Regions from separate parts of the Homo sapiens genome. Here region 2 is linked to region 1. A link is an interaction called in ENCODE POLR2A ChIA-PET data of the cell type or tissue named here. Cell type or tissue: CD4-positive, alpha-beta T cell. All regions are shown on one strand. Links, peaks and the distances in the headings refer to the core of each region. The heading gives the core; the rest is flanking DNA.

Region 1 (16,571 bases), core at 3,694-11,693:
TCTCAAATACACTGGGTTAAACCTTTCTTTAATGAAGGACTTTTTAGAAACTTTCATTGCTCAATTTCATCCATGCTTTTTCAAGTGGATAAAGAACCTGTATTATTTTTCAAATTTATTTGACCATAGATCTGTTTTGGAATTCTTGTTCTGGAATTTAACAATTATGAAAACACTAGGCAAGATACATAACCTCTGAGAATCTTAGTTTGCTTATTTATAGAATGGAAATAATGATTCTTATTTCACAGTCTTGCTGTGAAAATTAAATAAGGATAAGGTTAAAAACACGCCACAGTGCTGGGCAAATAAACAGTGCTGAGTAGATGTTGTTGTTTTTTTTTAAGTTTTTTTTTCTATTGGTTTCTGGACAAAACCTTTAAAAGGATATTTAGGAATGAGTCCTACTTATTTAGCAACTGGTATGACTTGGGCATTTACCAATGAAAAAGGACATTGGTCCAGGAACAACCCTTGGTTATTGATCCTAATGATGTCAGGAGGGTCCCAAGTGATGGACACTTGGTGAGAGAATTAGAACTATAGCTTTTTATCAACTTTAGTAAAACCATTTCCATATTTTAATTCATATTATATCTATCCCAGTATGTATCTGTCCACTATCAGCCTTGTATATAGGCAAATAAGAGTATGTTCAGAGAAGAATGTTTAATGGGGTGAAGATACGCACTGTAAAGGTATATGAGGATCTGCTAAAGGAAACAGAGATGTTTATTCCAGAAAGGAGAAGACTTGGGGGAAGGGGGTGGGCATGAAAGCTGTCTTCAAATATCTGTCTTCAAATATTTGATTGTCAGGTGGAAGACAGGCTAGACTCATTCTGTGTGTCTCCAAAGGGTTCAATCAAGAACAATCAACGTGTGAAAGATTTAGGGCATGAAAGTTCAGCTCTACACAAGTAAAAGTTTTCAGAACTCAGAGTAGTTCAAAGAATAGCTGCCCCCATCAAGTGCTGAATTCCCCATTATTTTAAGATGTTCAAAAAGGCAATAGTCAAATGCCTGGAATGGATGTTGTAGAGAAGATACAATTACAGTTAGTCAGTTTTATAGACTCAACTGAAAGATCCCTTAATCCCTGAGCATCTTTGGTTCTATGACCAAAAGATGGAGGTTCTTAGTAGTAATTCTCTCACTTCTGTAAACTATATGCATTATGTTGAGTTTATTTCCATCTTTAGCCATAAAAAAGAGAGTTTTAAAATGCCGAGATTTGCCTTAATTCTACACATAAACATATTTTATTTACATATTAATACCAGTTACTTTAGTAAAGAAGGAACCAAAGGAGCATAAGAAAGATTCAGAGACATACAGAGAAAGAAGGATGAGAGAAACCTAGAAAAAGGAGGGAAGCAGGCAGAGAGAAGTTCTCTTATATTTTCCTGGCTCCCTTGACTAATCTTCATGCCTTCACTGCTGCCTCATGAAATTTTCCACCTCTAAGAAATCTGGGTTTTTCATCTATAAAAGGAAGCAGTTGGGTGTGATACTTTATTCATTCAACAAACATTTATGAAGTACAAACTTGATAAGCAGGCACTGTGCTAGCTCTCTGTGTGTGATGCAAAGGCACAGGTCTTTGCTCACCCTCAGCTTCTCTAAGCCCATGTCATGTCAATGACAACACGTCTGTGATCCTGGGCTGCCAGGTGTTGCCTTTGAACAGCTCACAGTTGCATTCAGCCTGAAACGGTTTGCTTCAATCATCTCAAATGAATGGCTGGTTGTGAAAGGGCTGTGAAACCTGGAACATGCCATCTGCATGCATATTATTATTATCCGAAAGTCTGTGCAGAAGGAGCATGGGGGCTTAGACATGGGAAAGAAAACAAATCACTTTTGAATTGCCACAAATTTTTTCTTAGGAATGACTGTGAGTTCTGATTCCTGCCATTCTCTTACTCCTTTTCCTCTCTTCCCTCAGGATTTTGGATGGAAAAAGTGGCAAGTCACTCCTTAAAATTGGTTACAAAAGTCTGCCATAGGCATGAATTTTATTCTTAGCTATAAAAATCTCATGAGAACATAGCCTGGGAGATGCTACCCATTAAGTGATATTTCTTATTGTAGATGGTAAAAATGAGCTGTAACCTTTAGGCTTTCTGGTGCATGTTATTAATTTCTCTCAAAAATGGCCTTTTATAGAGGTTGTGATATTATTAAAAAAGAAGCAGAGACCATCCTAATCAAGATAAACTAAAACAACAACAACACACACACACAAACACACACACACACACAATGGTAGAATGCATCAGAAAGATAGTCAGTGACTGCCATATTAGTTACCTTTTCTCCCAGGGCTACCATTAAATAGAAAAGCACTACAGAAAAGTTGGCCCCTTATATGGAAGAGTTCTGTGTGATTTGGTGAGACAGTGAATTTTGCTATACTTTTAATGAAGTACAGATTTGTGTTTAGGAGCATAGGCTCTGAAGCTGGACTTCTTTGATTCAAATTCTGGCTTTGTCCCTTTCTATATAGATGACTTAGGCAAGGAGCTTAAACTTTCTGTGCCTCAATTTTCTCATTTATAAAATGATGAGAATAAGAGTACCTGCCTCAAAAAGTTGTTGTAAAGATTAAAGCGCTGTTGTATGAAAAGCTCTTTGACCAATGCTTGACATATAATAAGTGCTAGATGTGTGTGTTATTATTAATTATTCTTAGAAGTTTATTGTCACAAGGCTTTAAGTTCTTAAGTAATATGAATGAAAAAATTTTGTCTTCCAAGAGAGTTGCTGTCTTTCATTTATCTTTGGATTGAAAATTATAAAGTGTAGCATTGCTTATTAGGATTTGTACTAGAATCACCTGCGCACTTGTTTATAATGCACATTCTGGTCTGCAACAAAATCAGAATATCTGGGAGGGTAGTCTAGAAATGTGTATTTTAAATCAGATGCCCAGAGGATTCTGAGGCAAATTGGAATTTGAAGACAATGGAGTAAAGCAAGCATGGCTGTGTTAGCTTAATCACAGCAACAATTCAGTTTCTGGAGGGTAAATTATGCACCAGCCACTGGGCTCTTGGGATATGATCTTATTAAATCCTCACAAGAGGCCTCTGAGGGCAGGTTCTATTATGAGCTCAGTATTTCAGATCAGAAATTGTGGCTTTCACAATATCTGGGTTAAATGATTTGCTCAAGATCTGCTGGTGAAGGGCACATCAGGAATGGAATTGGGTCTACCTGTTCAGAACTGGTATTCCTAAACATTCTGAACATTTTACATCCTGTCTGAACCCAAGCTCCTCCTGTATTGAGGCTTTCTGTTTTGGGGAATGTGACGCATAATATTCACCTCCCAGTTAGTCAAGGATGACACAGATCCACCTCCACACGAATAATATAATAGCCAATGTATATTTTCCTGAGCAGGGGCTGTCCGTAAACAGCCAGGAGGGTGGGTGAAGAGCAAAGACTGGGAGAACCATCTTCTGTTGGGTCATAGTTTATTTCATTTTCTAACATCAACTCTGCCAGTAGGGGGCGTCTGCTAAATCGACACCACAATTCTATGCCGTAGGAAGCTCGATCCTTAGACTCTGAATCCCTAATATTTTTTTTAAACAGATAGAAACAGATTTATACAGGAAGAATGGAAAATAGGGCAAGGGATATGTTCAGATAAATGTACTGTCACACTCTAATGCTGGAAACCTCTAATTATTGCCAACTCAAAGCATATTTATATAACATAAACCATGAACCAGGTGCTATGCTTGTCTATACTGAAATGCAAAAATGAATCACACAAAGTCTGCAAAGACCTGAAAATATATTAATAAGTGGCACTGTTACTATTATTCACCTCTCACTAGGTGTCAGGCACTGTACCAGATGAGCTACATATATTTTGTCATGCAATTTAATCCTTTTAAAAACTCCACAAAGTAGGCATTTTTCAGATGCCCTGAGGCTCTGAAAATTTAAAAAATTGCCTAAGTTCAGGTAGCTTTTCAGTGGCAGAACTGAGATTTAATCTGAGGTCTTTCTATTGCAATATAATATTTTCTGGTAACAAAGTAAGACAATTGCATAAATTATAATGCAAGGCCAAATAATGAGGTATCATTAAAACAACATAAACATAAATTACTAAGGTGGCTCAAAGAAAAGTACAAGTAGAGCCTTTGGGTAAAAGTGTCATGAAGTATATAGTAGAGGATGTAATGTATGAGCTGGGCCTTGAAATGTGGCCCTGGCTTTGGTAGAGACAGTGAGAAGGATCCTAGGTGATGGTGAGGAGGCAGGCATTCCAGACATGAGGAAATAATAAGCCAAGACATGGAAATGGAAACCATGTTTGGAGATACAAAAGAGTTCACTGTGGCAAGGGTAGAATAAAGGGACTGGACAATTTGGATGATAAACCTAAATGGTAGTTAGATCCTGTTATAAGGAGTTTGTACTTAATATGACAAGCAATGGTAGAAAGGAAAAAGCTGAGTTTTTAAGTGTGTCTGTGTGTCGGGGAGCGGGGAGGAATTTGGGCAAGTAGTGAATCTTTAAAAAAATTTTTTTTTATCAAACACTATGAACCAGATAATGTGCTATCAGATTTATAATAATATCTTAATTATTCTTTTCTGACCTTGTTTAGAAGCTTGCTGTCAGAATATATTAATCTGGTGGTTGTGGGAATGATGGATGTAGGTGGGGAGAAGGGGATTAGAGATTAAAAGTGGGAGACCAGTTAGATGACTATTACAATGGTGCAGATGAGCAATTCTGAGAGCTTACATTTCAGTTATTGGGTAGATCCCACTAAGTGTGCTGCTCTTCCCACGCTTCTCTGAGTGGCATGACTCCTGAAGAGCATTTCTTTTCTGGCTTCAAGTTCTTGGTGGTGAGTAAGCTAATTATGGGGTATAGGTTTAAAAATCATTGTTCTCCTCATCTAAAATGTCACTAGAATCTGCACAGCTGTCCAATGTTCCTTTCTTGAATTCAACACAAAATCTTGACAAGAGATCCTGATATATCTGCACTTATTTTACTCACGGAGAGCGTATGAATTTTTCCTACTTACCCTGAGACAAAGTTTACTCAGCTAAATTTTCAAAGATATCCTAGGAGAAATTGTATTTGTTCATAGTCCTATTACTATCACTTTCTCACAAAAGCAGGCTCACAGCAGACTTGCTTTCTCTTTTTTTTTTCCTTAAGGAAAAATGTGTTTAATTATTTTCTTGCCTTTCTCCTCTGAAAAACAACATGTTGCCTTAACTGCTAGTGACATTCAAAATAGTTTGGGAGGAATGACGCTGACAGTGATATCACTTTCCTACAGTTCTGCTTCCCCAGGCGGACTGAAAATGCTTTCAAACTACCAAAGAGCGTGTATGCATATATAATTCAAAATTCTCTTTCTGTGGTTTTATAAATACCCACACAAATTCCATTTCTATCTATTTAACACTTACGGAGTCTCCATGAATAGAGAAACCATTCTTTCTATTTAAAATGCATCAAGAAATATCCCATTGTAAGTAAAACAGAATTATAATTGCCTAACTAAAAGCTATAGAGAGCCCAGTCCACTGGGGACACTCCTTTATCCATTTACGATGATATACTCTTAAAATTATGGCCAAGAGAGTGAGATGATTTTATTTTATGGGAATTTAGCCTTTCTTACGTGTACAATTGCTCTGCAACAGTTTAAAACACAATTCATTCTCTACTGCATGGATTCTTGTGAGATACAGATCTATAGGTCAAGGTCTACAGAGTCACCCCACTATTTTATACTCTCATAGGATCAGTTTCTACCAAGTCCATGCATTGGGATGTTTGTAGTGGTCACGGGCTGGTGCTCACACATGAATCTCAATCAAAGATGAGAAGGTGAAGCTGTGTTACTTACCTGTGTGTGTATAATTAGGGGGAATAGATGCCACTCACCATTGTTTTCCATGAACCCCTACCACAAGCCATTCTAAAGGATGCCAATGACTGAAGCTTTCCCCAGGACTACAGGAAGGAACAGGACTGAAATCATATTAGATGTGAACTCCATATCAATGGGCCAGTGTTGGGAGCAGGCACATCTCTGCAGCTACACTGCTTCTTACTGAGTAAAAAGAGCTCTTCAGGAATCTAACCCTAGACCATCTCAGAATCTGAATTTTAGAATTTGGCTTGTAAAAAGATCCATGAATATGTAGATGAGGCATGTGTATCTTATTCCTTCAGGAGACTTTCCTTCTCAAATAGCAATAAAAATAATATCATGTATCCACAGGTCTGTACCATCTGCCAGTCCTGTGCTAGGTACCTTGTGCCTATTAACTTTCATTGTTTTGCTGCAAGGTGTGTGTCATCAGCCATTCAAAAAGAAGAAATGAGTCAGGTGGGTTAAGTGACTTTCCAAAGCTACATGACTAGGAGTAATAATAATAGTAATTAACAGTAGTAGTAACAGTAGCACAATAAAAACACTTATCGAAAGAACACCTACTATGCCACATTGTGCTAGATGCTGTCCCTGGACTAATTCATTTCATTTTTACAGCAGTCCTAAGAAGTATATCATATTATTATCCACCTTTAACAGATGAGGGATCTGAGTTTGTTAATGTGGTGGGCATCTGCTACCTTTTTGTTTGTTTATTTTGTTTGTTTGCCCTACAGTCTCTCATTTTCTATGCCCATTTTTCTGCTCAGTGGTGGACACTGTCCTAGACCTGGACAATTGGAATATTCTCTCCTTTGTAGTCACAGCATCTGGCTCAGGGATTAGCTCATATCCCAAACTAGCTCAGTGAGGGCCATTCCAGGGACTTGGGCTGAAATTAATGAGAAAGAAAGGTTCCTTTCTTTTGCACCACTAGTTATCTTGATAATGCAAGCTTAGGGTTGCCAGAGGAATATTTGCCATGACCTAGGGAGAATCTACTTGAGAAAACTCCAATATAAAAGAAAATAGAACAATGAAAGCGGTGAGAGAGAAAGACAGGCAGAGAAAGAGAGACAGAGAGAACTTCTCAGAAGCCAGATTAAGTCCCATTTCTGTTTAATCTGTTTTGGATTAAATCTCTTTCACTGTCAACCAATGAAACATTGCATACAAAAAATGGACACCAAGGATGGGATGCAGATTATGGATCCAAGGATGGGTTGGCTCATTAGAGGAGCAATGGGAAGCAGTATAAATTCACCCATCCCTATTTGTGAAAGCTGACCATAATTACTATAAACTGTCTTCTGGAATCTTGATTCAAACCACTTCCTACTGAAGGTTAAATTTTAGAGACTTGTTAGAAAAATATCAGGATGCTGGAGGGTTTGTGATTTTCTTATACCTTTTATAAACTGTTACAAGTAAGTTTCAGTCAAACCTGGACTGTCAGAAAGCTGAGAGAGAAAATACAACCTTGCAAAGAGAGGTTTTTTCAGTGAACATAAAGCAATCCAAGATACTTGAGATTCAAAAATACATATCCTGTAAAAAGTTGGAAAAGCTAAATTTTCTGGCCTTTGCCAGTCCACGAAAATGAAGGCAGAGGCCGGGCAAGGTGGCTCACGCCTGTAATCCCAGCACTTTAGGAGGCCGGGGCGGGCAGATCACAAGGACAGGAGTTTGAGACCAGCCTGACCAACATGGTGAAACCCTGTCTCTACTAAAAATACAAAAATTAGCTGGGCGTGGTGGTGTGCACCTGTAATTTCAGCTACTCAGCAGGCTGAGGCAGGAGAACTTCTTGAACCTGGGAGGCAAAGGTTGCAGTGAGCCGAGATCTCACCACAGCACTCTGTCTCAAAAAAAAAAAAAAAAAAAAAAGAAAAAGAAAAAGAAAATGAAGGCAGAGAAGCAGGAAACTAGTAATTACTTTCTTATTACTACTGTAACAAATTACCACAGATTTCATGACTTAAAAGCAGCACCACCCCATTCAGTTCTGGAGGTGAGAAGTCTAAAATCAAGGTGTTGGCAGGGCTGCACTCCACACAGAGGCTTCAGAGGAAAACATTTCCTTGCCTTTTTTGGTTTCTAGAGCAAAGCTTGTCCAACTCATTGCCTGCAGGCTGCATGCAGCCCAGGACAGCTTTGAATGTAACCCAACACAGATTCATAAGCTTTCTTAAAACACAAAATTTTTTCTCTCACTCATCAGCTAGCATTAGTGTATTATTTTTCTCTCACTCATCAGCTAGCATTAGTGTATTTTATGTGTGCCCCAAGACAATCCTCCTTCTTCCAGTGTGGCCCAGGGAAGCAAAAAGATTGGACACGCCTGTTCCAGAGGCTGCTCACATTTGTTAGCACATGACCACTTCTCGAATTACTACAACGTCTTGCTTCTGTGTCACATTTTCTACTACTCTCTTTGACTTTCCTGCCTCCCTCTTATTAGAACTCTTGTGATTATTACATTGGATCCCATCCTATAATCCAGGATAATCTCCCCGTCCTTAATTTAATTAATCCCATTTGCAAAGTCGCTTTTACCAGGTAAGGTAACAATTCACAGGTTCTGGGGATTAGGATGTGGACATCTTTGAGGGTGGTCATCATTTAGCCCACAACAGTCAGCTAGAGGCATTAGGGACCCTCAGATCCACCCAGGTACCTCCTAATATGCACTTTCCTTGTGATCAAAAGAGACTGGTTACCTGGTACATTGTTTAAATCTTTGTTTTTGTTTTGTTTTGAGATGGAGTCTCACTCTGTTGCCCAGGCTGGAGTGCAGTGACACAATCTCAGCTCACTGCAACCTCTACCACCCAGGTTCAAGCTATTCTCCCCTCTCAGCCTCCTGAGTAGTTGGAATTACAGGCACGTGCCACCACTCCCAGCTAAATTTTGTATTTTTAGTAGAGGTGGGGTTTTATCATGTTGGCCAGGCTGGTCTTGAACTCCTGACCTCAGGTGATCCACCCACCTTGGCCTCCCAAAGTGTTGGGATTACAGTTGTGAACCATGGAGCCTGACCTTGTTTAAATCTTTGGATCCAAACAAGTACAAAGCCAATTCTGAATTTACCAGTCAAATTAGCTATTGAATTCAGTTTATGATTCTTTGAATTAGGTTTCTGTAATCTCTAACCCAAACATGCCTGATTTGTACACTTGCCCAAGGTCACACAGGAGCAGGCTGAATCTCTCCTCTTTACCCTATGAGGGTCACTGATGAGAATGCTCATTTGTCCTCTATTTGAAGGGGACTCTTAACTGTCAGCACTCTCCCTCCCAGCCTCCACTTCAGCCCATGTTGGCCACAGGGTCCTATGTTCAGGGCCACACTCTTCTCTAATCCTCACCAAATACTCAGCCTGTTTCTTCCAGTGCTTTTCTTTAAAATGATATTCACTGGATCACTAGAAGGCCAGGCTCTAGATGCTAGAGCCACAGAGATATACCTTTCCTAAGGTGTAAGAAATATTTTATATTTAGAGGGAGAACAGATAATTATCCCCTCCCCTGCCTCCAACATTGAAAAGCATGCTTCTTGTAAGATGCAGTTAAATTTTGAAATTCTGTTACATTAAACCCTTAATACTCATGAGCTACCCATAGACTTCAGTATTGGTTTCCTGGGATAAACCATTATTTACTTCAGGAAACTGTATCATTAGAATGGCAGCCATTATTCCATTCTTGGCATAAAAGTAAAAGGAAAGCATGAACATGGCACACGATAATCAATTTAATCTGATTTATACCAGGTGGCAGGCAATTATTGTTTTGTGAAATAAAATATATGGCTGTTGATTGATTTTGTTGTGTTATGATAGTCTGTATTTCTGTAACAGTTCACTTTAGCTGGGACGGCCCTTCAATTTGGAATTTTAATCCCTGAAGTGAACCAATTGGGATGATCCTGTCTCTTCAGGCTTGTTTAGGGTTGCACATTCCCTGGGTCATTGCTCTATTCCTTATAGAAAATTCTATGGGTTATTGGTAGGATTGTGACTGTTGTATGTCAGTCTGACTAGGCTAAACTAAATTTCCCTGAATTTTCTTTCCTGAATGATTCCTGAAAAAGAAACGTGAGCCAAAGTAAACATTGTTCTGTGAGCTTGGTGGGGCGGAAGTGAAGCAGCTATTTTGTAGCTGGCACACACTGCTGCCCGTCTGCTGCCTCACCTGGTGCATGGGCAGCAGCTGGGCCTGCAACTGTTCCACCTCCCTGGATCTTCCTCCAGCTTCTATGATCCTGGGCCGGGCTTCTTTGGGAGGGCATTCCAACCGCTAAGGTCAGAGGCACTGAGAGCCGACGCGGGTTTCAGTTTGCCCCCGTGTGTCCAGCTTATACCTGGGAACCCAGTTTGTTCTTGCTCTCCCCCTTTAAGTTTCTATCCATCATCCCTTCCCAACTTCCTGCCCTGCAGACTTCAGGCTCCAGCATCAAATGCAACAGCAGACATATAGAGGCAGCTTCACTGGCACCCACCATTGTGTAAAGTCAAATCCCTTCTGATTGATCAATCAATTGATCGATTGATAGATGGATTGCTCCATCTCTTAGTGGTTCTGCCTTTCCCTTCCAACCCTAATTGAAACAATACCCCTGTCCCAACTATGTAAGTCAATGTTTGTTTAAGATTGGCTTCAAGCTGCCAGGATCAACATTTTTCTTTTAAATGTATTTCTTGTTTTTATTCAGTGCTCTGTGACCATCTCTTAGCCATAACATTAGCTTGTGGCTTGGCTTTTCACATATGATTAAGATTAAAGATCAAGATTTTATGACTTTTCCCCAAATCCTGATTCTGGACCTAAGATAGCCTTAACATTAAGCATTTGGTATTGGACAAATGGAAAGTGAATATTTACATAATTTTATTTTGATTCTTTATATTCTTATATGAAAATCTTTTCATTACCTTTTTTTTGGCTTTAGATTTAATAATGGTTACATTTGTACAATGTCCTTTAGCATTAAGAATAATAACTAGGGGCCAGGTGTAGTGCTTTATGCCTGTAATCCCAGCACTTTGGGAGGCCAAGGCGGGTGGATCACCTGAGGCCAGGAGTTCGAGACCAGCCTGACCAACATGGAGAAATCCTCCCCGCTACTAAAAATACAAAAATTAGCCAGGCATCAAGGCGCATGCCTGTAATCCCAGCTACTCAGGAGGCTGAGGCAGGAGAATCTCTTGAACCTGGGAGGCAGAGGTTGCAGTGAGCCGAGATTGTGCCACTGTACTCCAGCCTAGGTGACAAGAGCGAAATTCTTCTAAGGAAAAAGCCACAAGATCCAGTAAACTACATAAAATAAAACAGTCATGTTTCATACAGTGAACATTCTGCAATTGTATTTGAAGTAAGGATGATAGTGCAAATTCTAACATACTTTCTAAGTCATAGGTTGTTACAAATAATGGGAGACAACTTACCTCTTTATGAACAAAATAGCCTATGTTTTATCTAGTAGTTGGATAGACTCATCTTGTTGCTAAATGTGTCTCATGTTGCCGTCTACTTGTAGGAAAAAATAATACACGTTACAAACCATTTACCCGACCTCCATTATTCCCTAGGGCAGCATAAAAGCATGTTTTTAAATAAATGTAAACACATGGTTAGCCAAGGATGACAGAACTCTGGATCATTTCTCTATCTTTCCAAAACTGAAATAATTTTAAGGCCATAAAAAATGTCACAGCATGGTTTTAGAAAGAAGGCAATCCAAAAATAAAGACACGAATTCCCATAAAAGCTAGGCTATGGGTATGAGGTGCCCGTTGCCATGGGGTAATAGAAATCTAGGAGTAGGAGAGACAATGAATCTGAACTGTCTCAACTTTGCTATGTCCCTGGATTGAGGTACTTGGCAGCCCCGAGGGAACGGAGTGATTGGAGGCATGACCTTTGGAGCTAATGTATTTCTGTACTCCTGTGTTTATCGCAGGGCATTTGGTTGAATTAGTGCCACTTCCTGCCCTAAGGATCTCACAATCTAGTATGTCCCCATTTGTTCCTAAGCTTGGTCTTAGTTTCTGCATTCTCCCATATGATTCCACTCAATATCTTCTCAACAGTAAGCTTGTAGTTGAATTTCTTGGGAGGACGCTCCCAGAACATCATCCTCAGCAGCTGCAGGGTGTCTCTGGGGCAGGTCTTGAGACTGCCTTAGGCTCTCTGCTGCCCTCTCCTGGCCACAACTGTCTCTACTGCCAAGGTGCTAATGCCGAACCCCTGTGGGATCTCTGGTCCAAGGAAACATCTGCACACAGGCCAGGGATGGCGCTTAGCTTCATCTGTGCTGCAAACTCTCATCAGTAGGCTTGCTGGCTCTGTGACCTTACTAGCTGAACTCCTTAATCTCTCTGCACTTCATTTTTCTAGTCTATAAAATGGAGATAACAACAGCACCTACCTCAGAAGACTGTTATGAAGAGTAAGTGTATTACTATTTATGAGTCAATTAGGACAGTAGCTTGCACATAATAAGTGTGATATGAGCGTTTGTTAAAACAGTTAAACAATCAAACAAACATAGAATTAGAGTGCTGACTAGAGAACAGCTGGTGATGACGCGGGAGGGAGATCTAGGATCTATTAGAGATGTCTTCCAAGGACAAGGGAGAGGGGATTATACAAGAGTGAGGTGTTGTCCCTGATATAGACCTGAATGGGCTCAGCCCTAGACACACTTTTAAAGGTGATATGCTTACTACAACTCTTCAACACCTATTCTTCTTCTCTTTAAAAATGATCTGAAATTTATTCTCTTGGGGATAAAATTTATTGTATATATTATATATATAATATAATTCTTGTTATGTATGTGTATATATATAATTATTTGTGTATATATGTGTATATATATAATTATTTTTATTGCGTGCTACTATTCCAAGCCAGATGCTAAGTGCTGGGGACACATGTAAGCAAGTTAAACTGGCCCCTCGCCAGATGAAACTTAGTTTGCAGTTGGTGAAACAGACATTACAGAGATAATTGTGCAGTTGCTTATTTAGTTACAACCATGAAGAATACTCTGAAGGGCAAAGACAATGTGTAACAGAGTCCTGTCCTAATCCTGGCGGTTAGAGATAGTGTAGTTAAGGAGATGATATTTAAGCTTAAAAACAGAACTTAGGGAAGCTGGTCAGCCCAGGGCTTGGGCTTGAGGAAGAGAAGGGCATTTCACATAGAAGGAGCTGTGTGGGCAAAGGCTCTGGAACCATTTTGTACTATGAGAAATCCAAAAAAGAAAAAGATTTAAAAAGGAAGGGGTGGTCAGTAGCAGTCATTTAACATAATCACCTGTTTCTCCCAAGGGCAGATTGCATTGGTCCTCTACATTTTACCAGCATTGTGTAATATCAGTATGGAATAGAAAGGATTGTAATTCTGATTGGGGGAGGAGAAACCTTCATGGCGATAATTTTATTAGGGTTTTAAAGGATCGGCTGGGCTTCAGCAGACATAAACTAGAGGATAAGAAGCTATAGACTAAGTAAATTACTCTGAAATTATAAAACTTTTGGTATTAGCAAGTTGGTAGAATTTGTTTATTTCATAGGTCCCTTCTCCAGCCTGCTGGAAGCACACCATCAAATCTGCAGCCAGAACCATTTACAGTAAAGTTGTCCTGTTTATAGGTTTTTTCCATAAGCTGTTTTATTTTTTAATAAATAAGAAACAATGCCATTGTCCTTTACAAAATAGCTGAGGTTTTACTTGAACAAAATCTGTTTGGAAATGTTAAGCTGGTTACACAGAACTAATATGCCTCAAGGTGGTCATTCTCTCTGGATTAAAGCTGTGGGACAATTGTGGCTCCTGTTACAGGGAAAATTACAATGGGCCATTATGAAAAGGGACAAAAATCTCTGTTCCCAGAGGGGGACTGACAAGCTGAAAGTCCCTCTCTACATGCCAACACAAAAGCCTGATTGCTTCAGATTGTTTGTTTATGTAAATCAAAAGGATGCCTTTAACTCTGCCAGGGAACTGGCAAGCAACAAAGAAGGTGGTGATTGGCTGGATTCTTGCTCATGGCTCCTGGCAGATCTGACAAATCCTCTTGCTTTTGCTCTAATCTCTGTCTGGATACTTTTAGGAAAAGAACCTTGTTATTATGTACTAAAGTGAATAATTTGTGCTCTTAGAGTAGGAGTTGGAACTATAGGACTTGAAGGCAAGAGCAGGTATCTTATCAAGGATCTACTCACTCAGTTTCCCTAAAGCTCTCTCTCCAGATCGGATTCAACCGCACATCATGACAGATGTTCCGGCTACATTTACCCAGGCTGAGTGTAATGGGGATAAACCACCTGAAAACGGTCAACAAACAATCACTAAAATCAGTGAGGAATTGACTGATGTGGACAGCCCCCTGCCACACTACAGGGTAGAACCCAGTCTGGAAGGTGCACTCACCAAAGGAAGTCAGGAGGAAAGAAGAAAATTACAAGGGAACATGCTGCTCAACTCATCCATGGAGGACAAAATGCTAAAAGGTAAAGTGTTTCCCTTCTCCTTAATTTTCTTGTTTTGACTTATAAATTTACCCTGGATTTTTTTGATAAACTATTATCGAAATGAGCTGGACACCCCAAAAATGTAGCCCTTTATTCTACTACGCATAGTATAAGGACTAAACCTCTGCCTCTGGTGAAATCCAGGCTGGTCTATTTGACAGCTGTGACCCCAGACAACTTTCTGTCTCCCGAAGCCTGAGTTTTTTTCACTAGAAGAAGGCGGAATAATAATAATAACTACAAGTCTAGGGTAAGTATTGGCTAAATGTTAACTACTGTATTTATTATGATTATGGACAGCCCCATATTATTTGAACAAAGAGAATTCAAAATGTTAAAATTTCCTTCTAAATATAACTGAAGTTCTCTGAATTTATGGTTCTATATCTTATATATATATCTTATATAAATATTAAAGGAGAGATTACAATCAATAAAGTGATCATTAAGTAAATAAATTGAATTGATAAAGAATGAATCCAAAGAGTGAAATAGTAAATTTTAATGATCAGATTTAAAATTAAAGACTTCTACCTAGAGTTTAAATTGATAACTTATTAACTGTTGAACAATAAATATTTTAAATGTTAAAATACTGATTTTATATTTTTTTCCTAGAAAACCCAGAAGAGAAACTCTTTATTGTTCATAAGGCTATCACAGATCTTTCTCTCCAAGAAACTAGTGCTGATGAAATGACATTCAGAGAAGGTAACAAGAACTACAGTTTTGTACACAGAAATTGTTTGACTGAGTATGGATGACAGTCTTTCCATGAAATGTTGCATGAGCGTGGGGTTGACAAAGCAATCCAGGCAATGACTTCAAATTTTCAAAGCTGCTGTAGGCAGATAAGAGAGTCTTAACTTATCTGTGGGTTCCACCTTATAAAGCATTCCAGACTGTTCAAGGCTGAGGCTGCATGGAATGGCATAGCTGATTGGCATACCAACGTGATGTCTATCTCTTAAGTTAGTCCACTGAGTCAACCCTACTTTTTGATTTGGTGTGTCCAAATCTGTGTGTGCACCTTGTGAAAGGTAAATGTTTCAAAAACGGGTCTTTCCTAAAAGTCTACAATTAACATACAGCTTTTTTTTTTTTTTTTGAGACGGAGTGTCACTCTTGTTGCCCAGGCTGGAGTGCAATGGTGCAATCTCGGCAGACTGCAACCTCTGTCTCCAGGGTTCAAGCGATTCTCCTGCCTCAGCTTCCTGAGTAACTGGGATTACAGGCACCTGACACCACGCCCAGCTATTTTGTGTGTGTGTGTGTGTGTGTGTGTGTATTTTTAGTAGAGACGGAGTTTCACCATGTTGGCCAGGCTGGTCTTGAACTCCTGACCTCAGTTGATCCACCTGCCTTGGCCTCCCAAAGTGCTGGGGTTACAGGCGTGAGCCACTGTGCCCGGCCAACATACAGTTTAAAGTAATCTCACGAAATGATTTACTTTATAGGCCTCTAATGTAAATACAAAATTGTTAACTATTTCATGTCAAAGAAAGACAGGGTGATAAAGTTAATTTTAATTGTGTTCTTTAAGAAAATGGAAGAATAAAAAGAACATTGAAGTGATTATGTTAAATTTTAAATAAACTTAATAGACTAAGAGACACAAAATCCTTTAGATTTTTCTAAGACACCTACATTTAAACAGTTCCCAAATAAAGTGTAGGATAAAATCTATTAATTAATCATTTCTTTCCTCTCTTGCAGCCATACACATCTTATGTCAAATTGAAGTCAGCTTGCTAAACCTAACCAATTTAGCTTTGTTAGGACTTTAACAGGCAAAATATTGAAGAGACTATTGGTTGAAATATTAGAACATCACATAAAATAGTAGATGTCAAGGAGGACAGGAATGTGATTGGCTATTTCCTACATCTGCTCCCTTTGCCTGAACACCTCTCATACTATGTCTGCTTAGCAGTGTAGCAACACTTAAGGAAATATGTAGCAAGCAATAGACAGTGTCAAGCTGTCACATTACCAGAGATAATTTTTAAGACTTAAGACTTCACAATATGAACTTAATAACCTCTTTGCCCTAATTATTCTGCTTCCAATGTAACAAGTTCTCAGAGGCAGAATCTCAACC
Region 2 (16,571 bases), core at 1,834-9,833, 73 kb before region 1:
TACAATTCAGTTCTTCCCAACTTAATCTGTAGATTCAGTGTAATCTCAATCAAAATTCTAGCAAGCTATTTTGTAGACATCAACAAATTAATTCTAAAGTTTATACGGAACGGCAAAAGACATATAATGGCCAAGAAAATACTGAAGAACAACAAAGTTGGAGGAATTACAATATCCTTTTAAAGACTTAATATAAAATATAGTCATCATTACAGCATGGTATTGGCAAAAGAATAGACAGATAAATCAGTGGAACAGAACAGAGTGCCTAGAAATAGACACACACAAATATAGTAATTATCTTTGACACAGAAGTAAAGTCAATTAAATGTAGAAAGGATAGTGTTTTCAACAAATGGTTCTGTCCAATATGCAAGCTCTTATATGTTTCACAAAAATTGACTCAAAATGGATCATAGACATAGGTATAAAACACAAAACTATAATACTTCTATAAGATAGCATAGGAGAAATTCTAGATTTCCTTTGGTGTCGTAATGAGTTTTTGGATACATCAAAAGGATGATTTATGAAAGAAAAAGTTGATACATTAGACTTTATAAAAATTAAAACTTCTGCTTTGTGAATGGCACTGTTCAGAGAATCAAAAGACAAGTCATAGGCTGTGAGAAAATATGGATATACAAACGGTTACATCTATAAGATGCAATATTATTCAGCTACAAAGAAATAATCTATCAAGTCATTAAAAGACACTATGAATCTTAAATGCATGTTGTTAGGTAAAAGAAACTAGTTTGAGAAGACTAATACTGTATGTTTCCATTTATATGACATGGTGGAAGAGGCAATACTATAGCAATAGTAAAGATATGAGTGGTTTTAAGGAGTTAGGGCTGGGAAGAAGGCATGGAGATGGTTGAATAGGAGGAAGACTGGTGAGTTTTATATAGTGATGAAACTCTTCTGTGCGATATTGTAATCTTGGATACATGACTCTGCATTTGCCAAAACCCATAGCACTTTACAGAATGAAGAGTTATCCTAAAAGCATGCAAATTATCAAAAAATCCACTTAGGTGGTTGGGGGATCCCAGGATAGAATGAAGAATGTGACAAAAACAATCTAACTGTATCAAAAATGTATAAAACAACTTAAGAGCGTGGAAAAAAAAGATGCTGAGCTAAGTAGCTCTGGAAATGATTGGAGTTTATAAAATGAAAGACAAAATAAAACACACAAAAACATTCTGCTCTAACAGAAAAACTTAACAGAAAAACTTGCTTTCCACATGAATACAATTAATAACTCTGACAGTGCTACATATGTATACTGCAATTGAAGAGTTAATAAATTCTTATGGCTGATAATGGGAGTCAGATTTCTTACTGTTGGATTCAAAGTTCACAGATAAGTAAGGGAGAATGCTAGATTAGACATCCGTATGCACTCAATATTAGCTTAATAAAAGTATGGATGATTACATACATAAATATTTATAGATATCTGTGTATGCATGAATTAGTTTATACACACTTATTTCCTTGCTCTGTCAGCTGAGAGGTCAAGGAAGTAATGACACTTTAGCAGCAATGAACACACATAGCACCAAGATCTTGGCTTCTAATACCATTCCCCAATAAAATAAACCAGAGTTACGTGGAGAAATGGCTTATTCTAGGTCTGGGGCAGGGAATGAACAAGAAGGGCCTGCAGCATCTTGTAATGTCAGAAAGTAATAAAATATTTTTAAAAAACCTTATAAAGATTGAGATATGTCAAAGGGAAATAGAAGTCAATCAGAAGGGCTCCTAATGGCCAAAGATGAAACACTTGGAGCAACAAATAAAACAGTATTAAATTATAACCCAAAATATAAAATAAGTATACATTCATGTGTCCATAGCGATATAAATAAATGACTGAGTAAATAATAAATGGAGTGAAGAGACAAACCTCCTGTATGGAAAAATTTCCCGTTACTTATGTAGATACTCCACCCTCAAGGAAGAGGAGCAGAACTCCTCATTCCTTAAGTGTGGGCTGAATATGATGACCTTTTTCCAAAGGGTATGGTATGGAAAAAGGGGAAAAGTAATTTAACAGTAGTGAAACCTGACAAACACTACTCCAGCCAGGTGATCGAGATCAACATCAATTGCCATAGGTTTATGTTGCTAATATGTGTCCTTGATATTATATAGTGAGAATGACACTTTGTCTCAGTGGTCCTCTTGCCCAGTACCCATAGCTTCAGTCTAATCATGAGAAAAACACCAAACAAATTCCAATTAAGAGATACTCTATAAAATATCCGCCAGCACTTCCCAAAACTGTCAAGATCATTAAAAATGAGTAGAGTGAGAGAATCTGTCATAGCCAAGAAAAGCCTAAGGAGACATGATGACTAAATAGAACATGGTATCCTGGAGAACAACCTGGAGCAGAAAAGGACACTAGGTAAAAAGGAATTCTGAATAAAGTTTAAACTTTAGTTAATAATGTGCCAATATTGGTTCAGTACTTGTAACAAATATACCATAATCACATTAGATGTGAATAATAGGAAACTGGGTACAAAGTATTTTTGCGCTCAGTCTCCCCTATTCACATCTAATATTGGGAACCCTGTGCTATCTTCACAATTTTTCTGTAAATATAAAATTGTTCTAAAAAATAAAGTTTACTAAAAAATAAGCACATTTTAATTAACTAAAAAGAGTAAAACGAATAAATAAAAACCACAGTGGAATAATAAAGTATTTGAATTAATTGAGAAAATTTAAATACTTTTTTAAATTTTATGTAAAATTTAACATAAAATGTAAACAAAATTTTATTTTAAAAACATTGGCCGACTTGGGCCGGGCGCAGTGGCTCACGTCTGTAATCCCAGCACTTTGGGAGGCCGAGGCGGGTGGATCACTAGGTCAGGAGATCGAGACCATCCTGGCTAGCACGGTGAAACCCCGTATCTACTAAAAATATAAAAAATTAGCCGGGCATGGTGGCTGGCACCTGTAGTCCCAGCTACTCGGGAGGCTGAGGCAGGAGAATGGCGTGAACCCGGGAGTTGGAGGTTGCAGTGAGCCGAGATCGCACCACTGCACTCCATCCAGGGCGACAGAGCGAGACTCCGTCTAAAAAAAAAAAAAAAAATTGGCAGACTTGTGGCTTCTGGTCGGGCATGTAACGAAGTTGGAAGTCACAACTCTGTCTTAACAGCAAGTAAAAAACTTAACAGCCGGGCGCAGTGGCTCATGCCTGTAATCCCAGCACTTTGGGAGGCCGATGCTGGTGGATCACGAGGTCAGGAGTTTAAGACCAGCCTGGCCAAGATGGTGAAACCCCGTCTCTACTAAAAATACAAAAATTAGCCAGGCCTGGTGGTAGGCGCCTGTAATCCCAGCTATTTGGGAGGCTGAGGCAGAGAATGGTTTGAACCCGGGAGGGAGAGGTTGCAGTGAGCCGAGATTGCACCACTGCACTCCAGCCTGGGCAACAGACTGAAACTATGTCTTAAAAAAAAAAAAAAAAAGGAAAGAAAGAAAGAAAAAAAAAACTTAACTGAAAAATCAACAGCTCTTTTTAGATGCATCAAAGAAGTGAGGTCACAGGGCAAATCACTGTCCCGTTAATTGCAGACAGGCACATGCAAAGAATCATGATGGACTAGGGCAGGAACCCACAGCAGAAACTTATATATCTCTTTATAGAGAAATAAATATGTTGTGTACATGAAATCCACTTTAAATATAGAATTTAAAAGTATATGATGGAAAAGTACATACCATGTTGTCACTACTTTAAAGAAAGTGGGAGTATCTGTATTAATTTCAAACAGAAGAGACTTCAGAGCAAAGAAAATTATCAGGGATAAAGAGGAACATTATATAATGATAAAGGGACCAATTCTGCAAGAAGACATAGCAATTTTTAATGCATATGTGCCTAGCAAAGCAGCAAAACACATGAAATGAAAACTAACTGTAGTCTGTTAGTTTAATCCACTATTACAGTTGGAGAATTCAACACCCTCTACCAGAAATGGACAAATATAGCAGGCAGAAAATCTGCAAGGACATAGCTGAAATCAATAACATCATCAATCAACTGAATATAGCTGATATCTATCAACTACTTTATTCTAAAACAGAAAAATACACATTCTTCCTCAACTCACATGGATTATTCATCAACATAGACCACATACTGGACCATAAAATATACCTTAACAAATTTAAGAGAACATAAATCTTCCAATGTCTGCTCTCAGATCACAATAGATCTAAAGAAGTAAATTAGCTAGAAAATTCCTCAAATACTTGGAGATTAAACAACACACTTCTAAATAACACAGAGGTCAATGAAGAAATATCAAGAGGAATTAAAAAATATTTTAAAATAAATAAAAATAAAAACAACATATCAAAAATTGTGGTATGCAGCAAAAGCAGTGCTTACTGGGAAATTCAGAACATTTAATGCATGTATTAGAAAGGGGAAAAGATCTAAAATCAATAATATAAGCTTCCACCTTTGGAAATTTAAAAGAAATGCAAATTAAATCCAAAATATATAGAATAATATAATTAACAACAATTAGAACATAAATCAATAAAATAGAAACTAGAAATTCAGTAGAGAAAATCATGAAACCAGAGCTAGTTCCCTGAGAACATTAACAAAATTGAAAAGCCTTTAGCAAGGCTAACTTAAAAAAAAGAGAGAGAGAACCATAAAAACCCTAGAAGAAAACCTAGACATTACCATTCAGGACATAGGCATGGTCAAGGACTTCATGTCTAAAACACCAAAAGCAATGGCAACAAAAGCCAAAATTGACAAATGGGATCTAATTAAACTAAAGAGCTTCTGCACATCAAAACAAACTACCATCAGAGAGAACAGGCATGGGAGAAAATTTTTGCAATCATCTACTCATCTGACAAAGGGCTAATATCCAGAATCTGCAAAGAACTCAAACAAATTTACAAGAAAAAAAACAAACAACCCCATCAACAAGTGGGTGAAGGATATGAACAGACACTTCTCAAAAGAAGACATTTATGCAGCCAACAGACACATGAAAAAATGCTCATCATCACTGGCCATCAGAGAAATGCAAATCAAAACCACAATGAGATACCATCTCACACCAGTTAGAATGGTGATCATTAAAAAGTCAGGGAACAACAGGTGCTGGAGAGGATGTGAAGCAATCCTCTTTTACACTAGAAACACTTTTACACTGTTGGTGGGACTGTAAACTAGTTCAGCTATTGTGGAAGTCAGTGTGGTGATTCCTCAAGTATCTAGAACTAGAAATACCATTTGACCCAGCAATCCCATTACTGGGTATATACCCAAAGGATTATAAATCATGCTGCTATAAAGACATATGCACACGTATGTTTATTGTGGCACTATTCACAATAGCAAAGACTTGGAACAAACCCAAATGTCCAGCAATGATAGACTGGATTAAGAAAATGTGGCACATATACACCATGGAATACTATGCAGCCTTAAAAAATGATGAGTTCATGTCCTTTGTAGGGACATGGATGAAGCTGGAAACCATCATTCTCAGCAAACTATTGCAAGGACAAAAAACCAAACACCTCATGTTCTCACTCATAGGTGGGAATTGAACAATGAGAACACATGGACACAGGAAGGGGAACATCACACACTGGGGCCTGTTGTGGGGTGGGGGGAGGGGGGAGGGATAGCATTAGGAGATATACCTAATGTTAAATGACAAGTTAATGGGTGCAGCACACCAACATGGCACATGTATACATATGTAACAAACCTGCATGTTGTGCACATGTACCCTAAAACTTAAAGTATAATAATAAAAAAAAGAAATGAGCTTGCTAGACAATGCTATTTATTATTATAAAAATTGCTTAATTATAATAACTCTACCATTTTTGGTTATCAATAAATGATGTAAGTAAATTTTAAAAGTATAAACTAAAAATAGGAAAAACATAGAAAATGATAATGAGTAGGGATCTGATCCCAACCAGCTGTATTTGAAGACATGGTTGTTATTTCCTCACCACAATATGTGACATTTTATTCTGAGTTTCAAAACTACAGACAGAACCACTGATTAAAAACAGGATGTGGGTGAATAGTCATGCATGAGACTACCTGGATGAGACATGAGCTAATCTAGTGGTTCTAAAACAGCAGCCTCCCGTCAAATGCTGGCTTGCTGCTTCAGAATCACCTGAGCAACTCGTAAAGGTGCAGATTCTCAGGCATTGGGCCCCAGAGATTCTGTTGAATAGGCCTGGGTGGGTTTCAGAAGTCTTTGTATAAACAAGTTCCCTAAAAGATTCTTGCATTAATAGCTAGGAACCATGTTTTGAGAAACACTACCCTGGAAGTTTATAATTTCTCTGTTAGCTCTGGTGTTGGTGAACTGTAATCGGGATGGAGTATAAGCAAAATGATAAAAAATGTCAAAAATATTAAAAGTGTCTTAAGAAGAAAGCTACCTCCTAATAACCTCCTCTTAGATTTTCCAACATGAATGTATGAAATTTCCATGCTTTTCAACATCATTTTCTGCATGTAACCATGACTCCTAGTCTGCTGAAGTGGAAGCCATCTAGAAGGAGTTCCCTCAATTCCCTTGCCTCCAATGATTTCTATCTCCTTTTTCTCTTTGCTGGTATTTCTAACTGAAATGAATGCATGTCTTTCCCACTTCTTACATCTTTACTTTCCCACAGACTTCTTTCTTCAGGCCAGCAAATACTTTTTATTTTTACCTATTCTGAGCTTAACCAGTAAAACCTGCATTATCAGCATGAACAGAAGATCATATCTCTTCAATATGTAAATTAATTTCCTAAGCCCCTGATTGCTAGATTCAGCATTGGAAACTAACCTTTATTGATCATGTTTCCATTTTCTGTCCTAAATCTTTTGAAAATGCTGGGATCTTACTTGGTGGTGCTTCCACACTTCTGAAAAGAGAAATGGATAATTGAAAAAGCCACAAGTCGGGGAGGTTACAAGACAGCCGAATAGGAACAGCTCCAGTCTACAGCTTCCAGTGTGAGCGATGCAGAAGATGGGTGATTTCTGCATTTCCAACTGAGGTACCGGGTTCATTTCACTGGGGCTTGTTGGATAGTGGGTGCAGCCCACGGAGTGTGAGCTGAAGCAGGGCGAGGCATCACCTCACCCGGGAAGTGCAAGGGGTCAGGGAATTCCCTTTCCTAGCCAAGGGAAGCCGTGACAGATGGCACCTGGAAAATCGGGTCACTTCCACCCTAATACTGCACTTTTTCAATGGTCTTAGCAAATGGCACACCAGGAGATTAGATCCTGTGCCTGGCTCACTGCTAGCACAGCAGTCTGAGATTGAACTGCAAGGCGGCAGTGAGGGTGGGGGAGAGGCACCTGCCATTGCTGAGGCTTGAGTAGGTAAACAAAGTGGCAGGGAAGCTCGAACTGGGAGGAGCCCTCTGCAGTTCAAGTAGGCTTGCCTGCGTCTGTAGACTCCACCTCTGGGGGCAGGGCATAGCTGAACAAAAGGCAGCAGAAACTTCTGCAGACTTAAACATCCCTGTCTGACAGCTTTGAAGAGCGTAGTGCTTCTCCCAGTATGGAGTTCGAGATCTAAGAACGGACAGACTGCCTCCTCAAGTGGGTCCCAGACCTCCGAGTAGCCTAACTGGGTGGCAACGCCCAGTAGGGGTGGATGGACACCTCATATGGCCGGGTGCCCCTCCGAGACGAAGCTTCCAGAGGAAGGATCAGGCAGAAACATTTGCCGTTCCACAATATTTGTGGTTCTGCAGCCTCTGCTGGTGATACCCAGGCAAACAGGGTCTGGAGTGGACCTCCAGCAAACTCCAACACACCTGCAGCTGAGGGTCCTGACTGTCGGAAGGAAAACTAACAAACAGAAAGGACAACCACACCAAAACCCCATCTGTACATCACCATCATCAAAAACCAAAGGTAGATAAAACCACAAGGATGGGGAGAATTCAGAGCACAAAAGCTGAAAATTCTAAAAATGAGAGCACCTCTTCTCCTCCAAAGGAACACAGCACCTCACCAGCAACGGAACAAAGCCGGATGGAGAATGACTTTGACGAGTTGAGAGAAGACTTCAGAAGATCAGTAATAACAAACTTCTCTGAGTTAAAGGAGGATGTTCGAACCCTTTGTAAAGAAGCTAAAAACCTTGAAAAAAGATTGGATGAATGGCGAACTAGAATAAACAGCATGGAGAAGACCATAAATGACCTGATGGAGCTGAAAACCATGGCACAAGAACTACGTGACGCATGCACAAGCTTCAGTAGCCGATTTGATCAACTGGAAGAAAGGGTATCAGTGACTGAAGATCAAATGAATGAAATGAAGCGAGAAGAGAAGTTTAGAGAAAAAAGAGTAAAAAGAAATGAACAAAGCCTCCAAGAAATATGGGACTATGTGAAAAGACCAAATCTACATCTGATTTGTGTACCTGAAAGTGACAGGGAGAATGGAACCAACTTGGAAAACACTCTTCAGGATATTATTCAGGAGAACTTCTGCAATCTAGCAAGGCAGGCCAACATTCAGATTCAGGAAATACAGAGAATGCCACAAAGATACTCCTTGAGAAGAGCAACTCCAAGACACATAATTTTCAGACTCACCAAAGTTGAAATGATGGAAAAAATGTTAAGGGCAGCCAGAGAGAAAGGTCGGGTTACCCACAAAGGGAAGCCCATCAGACTGACAGCGGATCTCTCAGCAGAAACTCTACAAGCCAGAACAGAGTGGGGGCCAAAATTCAACATTCTTAAAGAAAAGAATGTTCAACCCAGAATTTCATATCCAGCCAAACTAAGCTTCATAAGTGAGGGAGAAATAAAATCCTTTACAGACAAGCAAATGCTGACAGATTTTGTCACCACCAGGCCTGCCCTAAAAGAGCTACTGAAGGAAGCACTAAACATGGAAAGGAACAACCGGTACCAACCACTGCAAAAACATGCCAAGTTGTAAGGACCATCAATGCTAGGAAAAAACTGCATCAACTAACGAGCAAAATAACCAGCTAACATCATAATGACAGGATCAAATTCACACATAACAATATTAACCTTAAATGTAAATGGGATGAATGCTCCAATTAAAAGACACAGACTGGCAAATTGGATAAAGAATCAAGACTCATCAGTGTGCTGTATTCAGGAGACTCATCTCACATGCAGAGACACACATAGGCTCAAAATAAAGGGAAGATCTACCAAGCAAATGGAAAACAAAAAAAAGCAGGGGTTACAATTCTAGTCTCTGATAAAACAGACTTTAAACCAACAAAGGTCAGAAGAGACAAAAAAGGCCATTACATAATGGTAAAGGGATCAATTCAACAAGAAGAGCTAACAATCCTAAATATATATGCACCCAATACAGGAGCACCCAGATTCATAAAGCAAGTCCTTAGAGACCTACAAGGAGACTTAGACTCCCACACAATAATAATGGGAGACTTTAACACCACACTGTCAACTTTAGACAGATCCATGAGACAGAAAGTTAACAAAGATATCCAGGAATTGAACTCAGCTCTGCACCAAGTGGACCTAATAGACATCTACAGAACTCTCCATCCTAAGTCAACAGAATATACATTCTTCTCAGCACCACATCACACTTATTCCAAAATTGACCACATAGTTGGAAGCAAAGCACTCCTCAGCAAATGTAAAAGAATGGAAATTATAACAAACTGTCTCTCAGACCACGGTGCACTCAAACTGGAACTCAGGATTAAGAAACTCACTCAAAACTGCTCAACTACATGGAAACTGAACAACCTGCTCCTGAATGACTACTGGGTACATAATGAAATGAAGGCAGAAATAAAGATGTTCTTTGAAACCAATGAGAACAAAGACACAACATACCAGAATCTCTGGGACACATTTAAAACAGTATGTAGAGGGAAATTTATAGCACTAAATGCCCACAAGAGAAAGCAGGAGAGATCTAAAATTGACACCATAACATCACAATTAAAAGATCTAGAGAAGCAAGAGCAAACACATTCAAAAGCTAGCAGAAGGCAAGAAATAACTAAGATCAGAGCAGAACTGAAGGAGATAGAGACACAAAAAACCCTTCAAAAAATCAATGAATCCAGGAGCTGGTCTTTTGAAAAGATCAACAAAATTGATAGATTGCTAGCAAGACTAATAAAGAAGAAAAGAAAGAAGAATCAAATGGATGCAATAAAAAATGATAAAGTGGTTATCACCACCGATCCCACAGAGATAAAACTACCATCAGAGAATGTTATAAACACCTCTATGCAAATAAACTAGAAAATCTAGAAGAAATGGATAAATTCCTTGACACATACACCCGCCTAAGAGTAAACCAGGAAGAAGTTGAATCCCTGAATAAACCAATAACAGGCTCTGAAATTGAGGCAATAATTAAGAGCCTACCAACCAAAAAAAGTCCAGGACCAGGTGGATTCACAGCTGAATTCAACCAGAGGTACAAAGAGGAGCTGGTACCATTCCTTCTGAAACTATTCCAATTAATAGAAAAAGAGGGAATCCTCCCTAACTCATTTTATGAGGCCAGCATCATCCTGATACCAAAGCCTGGCAGAGACACAACAAAAAAGAGAAGTTTAGACCAATATCCCTGATGAACATCGATGCAAAAGTCCTCAATAAAATACTGGCAGACTGAATCCAGCAGCACATCAAAAAGCTTATCCACCATGACAAAGTGGGCTTCATCCCTGGGATGCAAGGCTAATTCAGCATATGCAAATCAATAAACATAATCTAGCATATAAACAGAACCAACGACAAAAACCACATGATTATCTCAATAGATGCAGAAAAGGCCTTTGACGAAATTCAACAACCCTTCATGCTAAAAATTCTCAATAAATTAGGTATTGATGGGATGTATCTCAAAATAATAAGAGCTATTTATGACAAACCCACAGCCAATATCATACTGAATGGGCAAAAACTGGAAGCATTTGCTTTGAAAACTGGCACAAGGCAGGGATGCCCTCTCTCACCACTCCTATTCAATATAGTGTTGGAAGTTCTGGCCAGGGCAATCAGGGAGGAGAAAGAAATAAAGAGCATTCAGTTAGGAAAAGAGGAAGCCAAATTGTCCCTGTTTACAGATGACGTGATTGTATATTTAGAAAGCCCCATCGACTCAGCCCAAAATCTCCTTAAGCTGATAAGCAACTTCAGCAAAGTCTCAGGATAGAAAATCAATGTGCAAAAATCACAAGCATTCCTATACACCAATAACAGACAAACAGAGAGCCAAATCATGAGTGAACTCCCATTCACAATTGCTTCAAAGAGAATAAAATACCTAGGAATCCAACTTATAAGAGATGTGAAGGACCTCTTCAAGGAGAATTACAAACCACTGCTCAACAAAATTAAAGAAGACACAAACAAATGGAAGAATATTCCATGCTCATGGATAGGAAGAATCAATATCGTAAAAATGGCCATACTGCCCAAGGTAATTTATAGATTCAATGCCATCCCCATCAAGCTACCAATGACTTTCTTCACAGCATTGGGAAAAACTACTTTAAAGTTCATATGGAACCAAAAAAGAGCCCACATTGCCAAGTCAATCCTCAGCCAAAAGAACAAAGCTGGAGGCATCACGCTACCTGATTTCAAACTATACTACAAGGCTACAGTAACCAAAACAGCATGGTACTGGTACCAAAACAGAGATATAGACCAATGGAACAGAACAGAGCCCTCAGAAATAATACCACACATCTACAACCATCTGATCTTTGACAAACCTGATGAAAACAAGAAATGGGGAAAGGATTCCCTATTTAATAAATGGTGCTGGGAAAACTGGTTAGTCACATGTAGAAAGCTGAAACTGGATACCTTCCTTACACCTTATACTAAAATTAATTCAAGATGGATTAAAGACTTGCATGTCAGACCTAAAACCACAAAAACCCTGGAAGAAAACCTAAGCAATACCACTCAGGACATAGGCATGGGCAAGGACTTCATATCTAAAACACCAAAAGCAATGGCAACAAAAGCCAAAATTGACAAATGGAATCTAATTAAACTAAAGAGCTTCTGCACAGCAAAACAAACTACCATCAGAGTGAACAGGCAACCTACAGAACGGAAGAAAATTTTTGCAATGTACTCATCTGATAAAGCGCTAATATCTGGAATCTACAATGTACTCCAACAAATTTACAAGAAAAAAACAAACAACCCCATCAAAAAGTGGGAGAAGGATATGAACAGACACTTCTCAAAAGAAGACATTTATGCAGCCAACAGACAAATGAAAAAATGCTCATCATCACTGGCCATCAGAGAAATGCAAGTCAAAACCACAATGAGATACCATTTCACACCAGTTAGAATGGCAATCATTAAAAAGTCAGGAAACAACAGGTGCTGGAGAGGATATGGAGAAATAGAAACACTTTTACACTGTTGGTGGGACTGTAAACTAGTTCAACTATTGTGGAAGTCAGTGTGGTGATTCCTCAAGGATCTAGAACTAGAAATATCATATGACCCAGCCATCCCGTTACTGGGTATATACCCAAAGGATTATAAATCATGCTGCTATAAAGACACATGCACACGTATGTTTATTGTGGCACTATTCACAATAGCAAAGACTTGGAACCAACCCAAATGTCCAGCAATGATAAACTGGATTAAGAAAATGTGGCACATATACACCATGGAATACTATGCAGCCATAAAAAATGATGAGTTCATGTCCTTTGTAGGGACATGGATGAAATTGGAAATCATCATTCTCAGTAAACTATCACAAGGACAAAAAACCAAACACTGCATGTTCTCACTCATAGGTGGGAATTGAACAATGAGAACACATGGACACAGGAAGGGGAACATCATACTCTGGGGACTGTTGTGGGGTGGGAGGAGGGCGGAGGGATTGCATTGGGAGATATACCTAATGCTAAATGATGAGTTAATGGGTGCAGCACACCAACATGGCACATGTATACATATGTAACTAACCTGCACATTGTGCACATATACCCTAAAACTTAAAGTGTAATAATAATAAAATAAAAAAAAAAGAAAAGAAAAGAATGGAAGAGAAGAGAAACAACAACAACAACAAAAAACTGGATTAAGAAAATGTGGCACATATACACCATGGAATACTATGCAACCATAAAAAATGATGAGTTCATGTCCTTTGTAGGGACATGGATGAAGCTGGAAACCATCATTCTCAGCATACTATCGCAAGGACAGAAAACCAAACACCGCATGTTCTCACTCATAGGTGGGAATTGAACGATGAGAACACTTGTACACAGGGTGGGGAACATCACATACCAGGGCCTGTCATGTGGTGGGGGGAGGGGGGAGGGATAGCATTAGGTGATGTACCTAATGTAAATGGGTATACATATATATACCTAATGTAAATATGAGTTAATGGGTACAGCACACCAACATGGCACATGTATACATATGTAAGAAACCTGCACATTGTGCACATGTGCTGTAGAACTTAAAGTATGATAATAAAAAAGAAAAGAAAAGAAACAGCCACAAGTGGGCCCAAGTTGCCCTTCTGTTGCTTCTGTTGCTATCACAAAGTGCCATTACTGAGATCCTGCCCTGCAGCATTCAAGGCATTTATAACTTTCATGGTCCAGAGCCTTCCATATCTTTGTATTTCATGGAAAAAAATCAATCTCAGTCATCTGGTATGTGTTCAGTCCTGAGAATATGAGCTCCCAAGATGGCAGTTCTAGTTTTCATTCACATTCTCAGTCTTTTGTCTTCAATCCCCCTTCTATATGGCATGGCCAAATTGGAAGGCGCTGTGGTCTTAGGAATTCTTCTCTCAATAGCAAAATCATACTCCAAGACAACTTGCTGTCTTTACTTCTACACTTAGAAAAATTTGTCATAATTTTACATGCCTTAAATATATGTGTATTTCTGCAGATATATACATGTATACATACCCAAATGTTTATGTGTATGTATACATATGTATACATGCATTTTCTCTTGACTAATTTTCCCTTTAATCTGTTTCTGTGTCTTTTTCCTTCTCTTAACAACCAATCTTCTTGGAAAAGTGTTCTACTCATTCACTATCTCCTCTGTCTTTTGACTCAGTTTTTCATTGGCTTATCCTCTGTGATCCAGTTTTTGCCGCATCATTCAATTATAAAACAATCTCGTAATTAGCAACTTTCTAAAGAACAACGCTATGGCTTTTTGTTAAATCTTGTCCTCATCAGGCTCTTTGTAGAATTTTACATTTTTTATTGGCCTCTTTCCTTTATGAAATAGTCTATTCCTGCATTCTTGATTATTTTCAAATTCCTCTTTCCGTACCTGAATGGAGCCTTCTGCAAGTTCTATCCTCTTATCTCTACTTTTCCCCTCTCTATATATTCTTTTCCTTGTGGTTTTTATCCTCAGTCACAACTTTAAATATCACTTCTCTATACCTCTTTCATTTTCCCAGACCAGAATTCCTCGCTCCTAATATAACTCTTTGACCCTATTGCTCTCTTTCTCCAGTATAGACCCTGTATTTCAGTTGTATTGAACAAACAATTTTTGCTGTCTCCATGACTACAGAGATAAGAGAAAGTACATAAAGGAGTGACGTGGGCCAGGTAAAGACAAATTATTTTGTAATACACACTCTGCCTCAGTGTTAGGACAACAGGGCGAGGTGGAGACTGTTGTAAACTGAAGAACTCATGCCCAGATGGTAAGCTGTTACTCAGCTCCAGTGAGTTGTTTTTCAGGTTTCTTGATTTTCATAAAAATTAATTTAAAAAAAATTTTTGAGACAGTGTCTCACTCTATTGTTCAGGCTAGAGTGCAGTGGTGTGATCACGGCTCACTTTAGCCTCGACCTTCCAGGCTCAAGCAATTCTCCCATCTCAGCCTCCCCAGTACCTGGGACTACAGGAGAGTACCATCATGCCCCGCAAATTTTTTTTTTTAAAGTTATTCTGCAGAGATAGGGTCTTGCTATGTTTCCTAGGCTGGTCACAAACTACTGGGCTAGAGTGATCCTACCACGTCGGCCTCCCAAAGTGTTGATATTATAGGCATGAGCCACTGTTCCTGGCCTGAAAAATAATTTTTACATTGTCTCCTGGCTTCTAAATGTTGACAAATAAATTTTAAGGTTTAGATAACACTGTACAAACCAAAGAAAACATATTTATTAGGCATATTTAATCTTATGAACACCAGTTTGCAACTTCTAACTTATACCTAGATTACTGAGGAAACTCCCTACATAATCCATACTATTACTCTAGGTGCTGCCTCCTCCCTCTCATTCTATGACAATAGCTTGATTAATCTTTTTAAGTCTAAAGTGAACCACAGATCATGCCATTTTCCAAGAAAAATATTTCATTGTTGATTAAATTAAGCACAAAACTTCAGCTGAACTCTAGAGCCTCTTCTCACTGTACTCTGAGCTCTCCTTTGCAGCCTTATCTTTCCCTGCTTCCCTACATGTATTTCATGCCTCTGGGCTGCAGTGGAGACTTAAAAGACCTCTGCTTATCTGCCCCATGAGCCTAAGTCATGCTCCCCATTCCCTTGTTAATTCACATTTGGTGTGCTCAGGCACCTCTGTTCTCTTTGGTTGAATTGTGTGTTACTCAAAGTTTGGTTGATTTTGTTCCCAGCTGTATTTGTGATTTAAAAGTTGCTTCCAAAATCGGGCAGGATAATATGAAAGACAGAAAAGAAATAGCAAAAATCCAAAATTCTGTACTAAGATTGCTTCACAAGGATATTTTAGTTCCTTTTTTACTTTAAAGAAACTGAGACTGGATGTTCTGGATAAAGGTTTGTACAAAGGTGATAATATGGGGATTCCAATTAGTGGACTCATTTTCAAAGGAGAATAGTTGGCCATATGGCAAAATGCTGGTGAATCTCCACCTGTACATTTTAGGTTAAAATAAAACATTTTCAGATATATACACCATTTCTATGATTACCTGCCTCGATAGACTTTGTAGATCGACCAATTATGTGTCAAAATTATCTTAGATTGTATTTGGTATTTTGCGCTCTCATTTCACTCCCAAGCTTCCTTGGCATTAGGGTTTTATTTATGCTGTTCTATCAGTCTACAGATCCCCTTCTCTTCATTTCTAAATTTTTGAAATTCAACCTGTTATGTTCAAATAGGCTCAAATGCCACATTCCCTATCATCCCACACATGTGTAAGTGTATATACGCATACACATCCATATCCACACTCACAATTTCCCTTTGATTTCTCCGCCTTGATATGAGTTCACCATCCTTACACATCCTAAGTCTTTATGATGTTCTTTCCTAAAAATATTGATTATATTCCTTTTTTTATACTTAGTATAGAAATTAGTGTTCTTATGCTTCTGAAAATGCCACATTCTTTGAAGGCAGATTTGTGTACTTATTCATTTCTGTGCCATCCCACAGTACCTGTCATTGAACACATAGGAAATAAGATGAGCTTTATTTCTTGTCCCCCCAAACTCTTATGTCTTCT

What was found. ChIA-PET counts read pairs that join two places held together with the same protein. Peaks named below come from ENCODE experiments on the same cell type or tissue, not always from the same donor. Only the 100,000 strongest peaks of a DNase experiment are listed, where the experiment ranks them.
Region 2: POLR2A ChIA-PET joins it to region 1 with 13 read pairs; 11 of 35 experiments call an interaction of 5 or more read pairs at or near these places.

What each region holds. Positions count from the first base shown.
Region 1 is chr2:157,323,280-157,339,850 of GRCh38, reverse strand. ERMN (ermin) reads left to right here and starts at 14,027. Exons shown (of 3, transcript NM_020711.3): 1 at 14,027-14,449; 2 at 15,089-15,181. The coding sequence starts at 14,209. RefSeq lists an enhancer at 13,594-14,143. In CD4-positive, alpha-beta T cell, for the core only: no CTCF peak of the experiment used is centred there; a DNase peak (open chromatin) is centred at 7,880; H3K4me3 peaks cover 135 bases; H3K27ac peaks cover 1,890 bases.
Region 2 is chr2:157,394,121-157,410,691 of GRCh38, reverse strand. No RefSeq gene overlaps it. Among named protein-coding and RNA genes, the nearest start is that of CYTIP, 42 kb to the left of the region's middle. RefSeq lists silencers at 5,984-6,083, 6,114-6,163. In CD4-positive, alpha-beta T cell, for the core only: no CTCF peak of the experiment used is centred there; DNase peaks (open chromatin) are centred at 3,581, 6,151 and 7,431; H3K27ac peaks cover 1,946 bases.